Linked DNA regions of Homo sapiens: region 2 is linked to region 1. A link is an interaction called in ENCODE POLR2A ChIA-PET data of the cell type or tissue named here. Cell type or tissue: GM12878. All regions are shown on one strand.

Region 1 (4,000 bases):
CAAGCTCCACCTTCCGGGTTCACGCCATTCTCCTGCCTCAGCCTCCTGAGTAGCTGGGACTACAGGCGCCTGCCACCACGCCTGGCTAACTTTTTGCATTTTTAGTAGAGACAGGGTTTCACTGTGTTAGTCAGGATGGTCTCGATCTCCTGACCTTGTGATCCGCCTGCCTCGGCCTCCCAAAGTTCTGGGATTACAGGCGTGAGCCACCGTGCCCGGCCTATTCCCACCACCTCTAAGTGAATTTTATCAGTTTAGTTCACGGACTTTTCAGCTTTGACAAACTTGTGTTACTTTCATGGCTTCCTTCAGTATTGCAGCCATCCACGCACCGCATTCCTTTAGTGGAGTGGGTCTGTGTGCACCCAGCCTCAGCTCTCCCCAAGGCTGGACCACCTCCTTCAGACAGCGGGGTCTGAAGTTGCATTGCTCACCCCAAATTTAAGGCTGCTCAGAACTGCCCATCCGGGAAACGGTGTGGAACGGAGTGACCACACTCCCTGTGGCAGGGGCCCCCCACACCTGTGTTTGATGGGTCAAAGCCACCCCTACATGTGCAGTGCTATAACTGAACCTATGTTATAAAAATTATAAGATGTTCGTTTTACTTCTTTTCTTTTCTCTTTGTCCTTTCCTTCCTCCATGCATGATTAGTTACATTTGGTCATTTCAGTAGCAGGTAACCATTAATTCACTCATAATTGTTTAACTTACATCCTGACTCCCTGGCAGCTGCCTGCAAGATAAATGAACTTGTCTCTCTTTCAAAGAACAATGATCCTTAGGTCACACAGACCTCCTTGATGACATCCAGAAATTTGATGAGCCGAGGGGCACAACAGCTTTGACGATCGGGAGGTCACCTCCTGCACACCTACTTTACTCATAAAAGCCCCCACTAACGCTCAAAGTCAGGTCAGATTTGAGAGTTTCTCTCTTCTGTCCCCTTGCTTTGGCTAAATTAAATAATCCTATCTCAGCTTCTAAGCACTGAGGTGTCAGTGTTTGGCTGACTACGCATCGGGAGCTCAAACCTGGCCTTTGGGGTTCAACAACAGTGTCATCTGACCTTGAAGAGCTCATGAGAACTTGCCATGAACATTAACATGCTGGGAGATTTCACTGGAAAATCTAGATTTCCATCGTCTCTTGAAAAATCAGAAGATCAGGCCGGGTGCGGTGACTCATGCCTGTAATCCTAATGCTTTGAGAGGTTGAAGCAGGAGGATTGCTTGAGGCCAGGAGTTCAAGACCAGCCTGGCAACATAGCAAGACCCATTTCTACAACAAATTAAAAAGTTAGCTGGGCATGGTGGCATGCACCTGTGATCCTAGCTACTTTGGAGGTGGGAGGATTGCTTGAACCCGGGAGATCAAGGCTGCAGTGAGCTGAGATCGCGCCACTGCACTCCAGCCTGGGTGATGACAGTGCGAGACCCTGTCTCATAAAAAGGGAAAGGAAGGGGAAGGGGAAAAGAAGAGGAAAAAAAGTAAAACAAACATTTTATGATTTTTATAACACAGGCTCAGTTATGGCACTGCACATGTAGGGGTGGATTTGACCCATCAAACACAGGTCTGGGGCCTCTGCCCTAGGGAGTGTGGTTACTCCGTTCCACACCCAGTTTCCTCTATAGGGAGCTCTGAGCAGCCCTAAGTTTGGGGTGAGCGATGCAGCTTCAGACCCCAATGTCTGAAGGGGGCGGTCCAGCCTGGGGGAGAGCTGAGGCTGGTTACATGCAGACCCACCCCACTAAAGGAATGCGGTGCTTGGATGGTTCCAGTACTAAGGCCAAACACGAGTTTGTCACAAAAGCTGAAAAATACATGGTGAGAAAGAAAGAGGGAAAGATCAGGAGATCCGATAACTTTGGAATCCAGGTCCCAGAGGGGCAGGAACTGAGGGTCAGATGGGACATCCGAGGTCCCGCAGCTCTGTCTAGTGCTGCTGCATCGCCATCGTCATCCGCTGGCGTCCCCTGCCTGAGCTCTGCAGGAAGCTCGGTTTGTGAGCTCTGTGCCAGGAGTCAGGTATTTCCTGCCTCCCACTCACCCCTGCCCAGAGCAGAGGACCCGCTCCCCGAAGGCCTTACCAGAGACATTGAGGTGTATTCGTTCCATCCATTTCTCAGTCTTGGACTCCATCCTCAGCCCCAGCTGACCACTGTCATTGAGGTGCACCGGGTGGATACTCAGTGTGCAGTTCTTATTCTTGTCTCCCAGGAATTGCACCCTTTTCTGCTCAGAAGGAACCTTCCCATCCTTTGTGCTTTCATAGAGTCTTGTCCCATCAAACTTCGAGGTGTTCTTGTTATACTCAGGATTGTGGAACAGGATGAAGCTTTCCAGGTCACCATCTAGGGCTCTGTAGGTGCAGGGGATCCAGACGCAGGCCCCCTCCCAGGCGTAGAGGGTTTCAGGGTGCTCAAAAACCCATTTACTTGAGTCAGAGAAAGCCAAGTATTCTAGAACTCACCACAGTGATCAGAAAGCATTACTAAGGGGGCATGAGAGCCTTCTTTTAAAAGTTATTTTTTATTTTAAAATTTGTTTAATTTTTTATTCTTTTTAGAGATAGGGGTCTTGCTATGTTGTCCAAGCTGGCCTTGAACTCCTGACCTCAAGTGATCCTCCCACCTCAGCCTCACAAAGTGCTGAGATTTCAGGCATGAGCCACTGCACCCAGCAGAGAGCTTTCTAAAGACTAAAGAATTCCCTCTGAAGATAGTGGGAGAAATACAGAGATACACAAAGACAGCAGGATGCAATGAGAGAAGTGTATGTATATATGGGAAACATATATATTTGTATGTACATTTATCTATACACACCGCTGCCCCCACCCTACCCTATGTTGACGCCTCTCTGCCTGGGTCTTTCCTCCTCCTCCAGTGCCCACTGACATCCCAGAACCCCAGTACTAGCCCAGGCCACAGTCCTTACCCAGGAGCAGGAGCCAGGGGCCGAGGAGATGCATGGTGTCGTGTCTGGGTGCAAGCCTGAGCAGGGGAGAGTTTGTCTTTGAGCCATCTGGCCGCTTACTTCTTCCACGTGGCTTTTCTTGCTCACCCACTGAGCTCCGACCCTTCCCCTGGATCCGGGAGGACCGGGTCTGGTTGCATTATGGGGATGTGGCATTTGGGATGCTCACGGAGTTCTTTCTTTTTTTTTGAGACAGAGTCTTGCTCTGTCTCCCAGGCTAGAGTGCAGTGGTGTGATCTCCGCTCACTGCAACCTCTGCTTCCCAGGCTCAAGCGTTTCTCTGGCCTCAGCCCCCCAAGTAGCTGGGTAAAGGCAGGTGCCACCACGCCTGGCTGATTTTTGTATTTTCAGTAGAGATGGGGTTTCACCATGTTGGCCTGGCTGGTCTTGAACTCCTGATCTCAGGTGATCTGCCAGCCTTGGCCTCCCAAAGTGCTGGCACTACAGGTGTGAGCCACCACTCCTGGCCGGGAGTTTTTTCTGAGTGTGCTGCACCTCTCCTTCAAACTGAGAGCCCTGCGGGGGCAGCCTCTCTCTCTTCCCAGAACTCCTTCCTTTCTTCCTTCCTTCCTCCCTTGCTTGCTTTTTCCCATCCATCCATTCATCCATCTCTAATTTTATAAACTTCCTGCCTGGCTCACAGGCTTTGAGTGGCACCAGACCACTGAGTGCTTTGAATGCCAGGCCCCGGGTAACGTGGAGCTCTCTCTGGTGCTACTCATCAAGGATTATACTCAGGGACAGACATGGTCAAAACTTGGTTTGAAAGACCAGGTAAAAAGGAATTCTAAAACCAGTAACAAAGTATGGGTGAGCCAGGCGCAGTGGCTCACACCTGTAATCCCAATACTTTGGGATGCCAAGGCAGGCAGATCACTTGAGGTCAGGAGTTCAAGACCAGCCTGGCCAACATGGCAAAACCCCATCTTTACTCAAAATGCAAAAAATTAGCCAGGCGTGGTGGCGTACACCTGTAATCCCAGATACTCATGAGGCTGAGGCAGGAGAATTGCTTGAA
Region 2 (4,000 bases), 62 kb before region 1:
GGTGGGCGGGTCACCTGAGGTCAGCAGTTCGAGACCAGCCTAGCCAAGATGGCAAAACCCTGTCTCTACCAAAAATACAACAATTAGCCGGGCGTGGTGGCTCACACCTGTAATCTTAGCTACTCGGGAGGCTGATGCAGGAGAATTGCTTCAACCCGGGAGGCAGAGGTTGCAGTGATCGCGCCACTGCACTTCAGCCTGGGCGACAGAGCGGGACTCCATCTCAAAAAAAAAAAAAAACAATAACAGAGCAACATTCTTAATGTGAAATAAGTAATGTTCACAAAATAGTTTTAGCATGTTATTTGTTTGTTTTTGACAGAATTCAGCACAGTGGAGAGCTAGAAATAGGCCACAGGTTTAAAGTTGGGTGCTGCCAAGACAGCCCTGTGACTGTATGTTTACCTTCATTCAGTATTCATGACAGAAGAGTGATTATGAGGCCGGGGCCAGATGGCCCAGGACTGCGATTCAGCGTTGCTGTGAGTACAGGACTTGTCCTTGGGCAGCGGCCCCTCCCAGCACAAGCAGCCTGGTCTCTTCCGCCGGCCCAGAGCTGCACTGGATGTCGTGCAGACGCTGAATGCCAAAGAGGTCAATTACAGCACAGCACCCTCCTTCTTAGAGAAAACACTCCTGCTTTCAATGCCTGAGGCTTGGGAACGGTTTAAGCACCTCGCTCCTCCGCAGCCCCGGGGATGGGCACTTAGAAGCCTGAGCATGTTAAATCATTTATTTATTCCCATGATTCCAGCCACCCTCACAGTGACCCTGGAGGTCTCCAGGCAGCTTGAATCCCTGTGCTGCCTTATCTGCTCTCACTTGGTCAGAATCAAGGTGCTGAATGGTTTCCCATTATTATTTCTCTAATTTTAAAAAGTTGCATTATAATGTGTGAATATAGCCTTTAAAAAAACCCAACGGTACAAAAGTAAAATGTGAAATGCCGTTTCACTTCTCCCTGACACTTCTCCATTCCCAGAGGAAACCTCTATTTTGTTTATGTCCATATATGTGCGTATACAAATATTTGGTTTAAAAATGCATACACGGGGCCGGGTGTAGTGCCTCACACTTGTAATCCTAGCACTTTGGGAGGCCAAGGCAGGCAGATCACTTGAGCCCAGGAGTTCGAGACCAGCCTGGGCAATATAGTGAAACCCCGTCTCTACTAAAAATACAAAAAATTAGCCAGTGTGGTGGTGTGCACCCATAATCCCAGCTACTCGGGAGTCTGAGGCAGGAGAATTGCTTGAACCCAGGAGGCAGAGGTTGTAGTAAGCCGAGATCGCGCCATTGCACTCCCGCCTGGGCGACAGAGTGAGACTCCGTTTCAAAAAAAAAAAAAGCATAACTGGGGCTGGGCCCGGTGACTCGCGCCTGTAATCCCAGCACTCTGGGAGGCTGAGGCAGGCGGATCACCTGAGGTCAGGAGTTCGAGACCAGCCTGGCCAAGATGGTGAAACCCTGTCTCTACTAAAAATACAAAAATAAGCCAGGCATGGTGGCAGGCGTCTGTAGTCCCAGCTACTCGTGAGGCTGAGGCAGGAGAATCACTTGAACCCAGGAGGCGGAGGTTGCAGTGGGCCGAGATGGCACCACTGCACTCCAGCCTGGGTGACAGAGCAAGACTCCATCTCAAAAAAAGAAAAGAAAAAGCATAAATGGAATCATACTCCATATTTTTTTTGAAATTTTATTTTTCACCTTACAATATGCTTTAGTGATCTTTTCATGGCAGCCTATACCAATCTAGAGTCTTTCTAATGGCTACATGGTATTTCATTTTAGGACTGTCTTATAATTTATGTAACCATTTAGGATTAATTTACATAGTTTACAGTTCTCTTGGTATAACAAACAGTGCCTCTGCAAATTTATCTATTACCTATCTATCTATCTATCTATCATCTTTCTATCTAGCTAGCTAGCTAGCTATCTGAACAGGTGTGAGTATTTTGGTTAGATGAATCTTTAGATCTATAATTTATGTAATTGCTAGTTCAAAGAGGTATGCCTTGAAATTGTTGATAGATATTTGCATATTACCTTCCTGATAGTGTTTGGTAATTTACATTTCCACCAGCTGTACATGGCAGAATCCCTTCCCCTGCACCTTCTCCAACACTGGATGTTTGAATCTTTAATGTTTTTCCTCATTATGGGTAAGGATGGGTAAAAATGATGAAATCTTGTTGTTTTAGATTACATTTAGAGGATTCTTCCTACTTAAGTGATCCAGGTTCATTTCAAACCACTGTAGGAAAGGATGGACTATTCAGTAAATTATGTTGGGATAGCTGCCTATCCACTGGGAAGAATTACAGCCAGGTAACAAGAATAAAAGGCAGGTGCATTCAAGATCAAAAATGTTTTTAAAAATAATAAATGTTGTGTAGGTATTGTGTAATTTTAAAAGTCTTATAAATAAGGAGGCTTTTTCCCAGTATGACATAATGTAGAAGTCATCAAAAAATGATGAGAAATTTGAGCACATAAAAAGAGATAACCTATGAAAAACATTACAATCAACAAAGTAAAAGGCCACTATCCTTCTACTTATACACCTGATATGAGGTTTGTAAGCCAATATTCAAAGAACTCCTGTAAGTCAAATAAGAACAAAGCAAGTATTGGGAGAAACACAAATGACTCTACACAATATGTAAATATTGTCTATCTCATTTTTAATCTGGGAGATTAATATGAAAATAATACAGAGTATGACGGTTAATTTTATGTGTTGGCTTGGCCACGCCACAGTGCCCAGATATTTGGTGAAACGTTATTCTGGGTGTTGCTGTGAGGGTGTTTTTGGATGAGATTGACATTTACATTGGTGGACTCTGAGCAAAGCAGATTGCCCTCCAAAATGTGGGGGACTCCTCCAGTCACTGAAGGCCTGAACAGCACAAAAGGCTGACCTCCACATGCAAAAGAGAATTCTCCTGCATGCTGGATTCAGACTTTGTCTGCAGCAGTGGGTCTTCCTGGCTCACCAGCAGGCTCTCTTTAGACTCAACCACAACTTCTTCCTGAGCCTCGAGTCAGCCAGCTTCCTCCGTCAGATTTTGGGCTCATCAAGCATTCACAATCACATGAGCCAATTCCTTAAATAAATCTCTTTATACACACATGCAGACATGCAGACACACACACACACACACACAAACACACACACAGAAACACACAGACACACACACGGAGACACACAGTAACACACAGACACACACATGGACACACACACAGACATGCACACAGAAACACAGAGACACACACAGACACAGAGAGATATACACACACACAGAGAGACACACAGACCCACAAAAACACACAGAGACACACAGAAACACATACAAACATGCACACAGAAACACATACACAGAGACACACATTAACACACAGAGCCACAAACATACATGCACACAGACGCACACAGAGACATACAGACACACACATGGAGACACATATACAGACACACACAAAAACACACACAGAGAGAAACACACACACAGACATGCACACAGAGACACACATAGAGACACAGACAGAGACACACATACAAAAACATACAGAGACACACAGAGGTACACACACACAGAGACACACACAGACATGCACAGAGACACACACACAGATACATACACAGACACACACACAGACACACACACACCGCAGAGACACACATACACACACAGACACATGCACAGAGACACAGACACACAGACACACCCACAGACACACATACACACACTCTATTGGTTCTGTTTCTCTGGAAATCCCAGACTAATACTTAAGTTTCTAAATTCTAAATATCATCTCAAAAAATTAAAATACAATATTTTCTCTTGTCAGCAGAGTTATGGGGTCTCTTACAGACTGTTGGGGAAGAAAGGGTTGACTCAGCCGGGGAAGGTAATTCATCGATATTTATCAAAGCTTTACATGTACATATCATTTAATTCAACAGTACGACTTGTAGGAAATGCACAGTGCACGT

The links. Peaks named below come from ENCODE experiments on the same cell type or tissue, not always from the same donor. Only the 100,000 strongest peaks of a DNase experiment are listed, where the experiment ranks them.
Region 2: POLR2A ChIA-PET joins it to region 1 with 5 read pairs; 3 of 35 experiments call an interaction of 5 or more read pairs at or near these places.

Annotation. Positions count from the first base shown.
Region 1 is chr19:35,331,018-35,335,017 of GRCh38, reverse strand. CD22 (CD22 molecule) reads right to left here. Exons shown (of 14, transcript NM_001771.4): 2 at 2,944-2,999; 3 at 2,094-2,471. The coding sequence starts at 2,977. Among named protein-coding and RNA genes, the nearest start is that of CD22, 3.8 kb to the right of the region's middle. RefSeq lists a silencer at 1,504-1,713 and an enhancer at 3,905-3,954. In GM12878, a CTCF peak has its summit at 1,995; no DNase peak of the experiment used is centred here; H3K4me3 peaks cover 3,837 bases; H3K27ac peaks cover 4,000 bases.
Region 2 is chr19:35,392,567-35,396,566 of GRCh38, reverse strand. No RefSeq gene overlaps it. Among named protein-coding and RNA genes, the nearest start is that of LINC01531, 11 kb to the left of the region's middle. In GM12878, no CTCF peak of the experiment used is centred here; no DNase peak of the experiment used is centred here.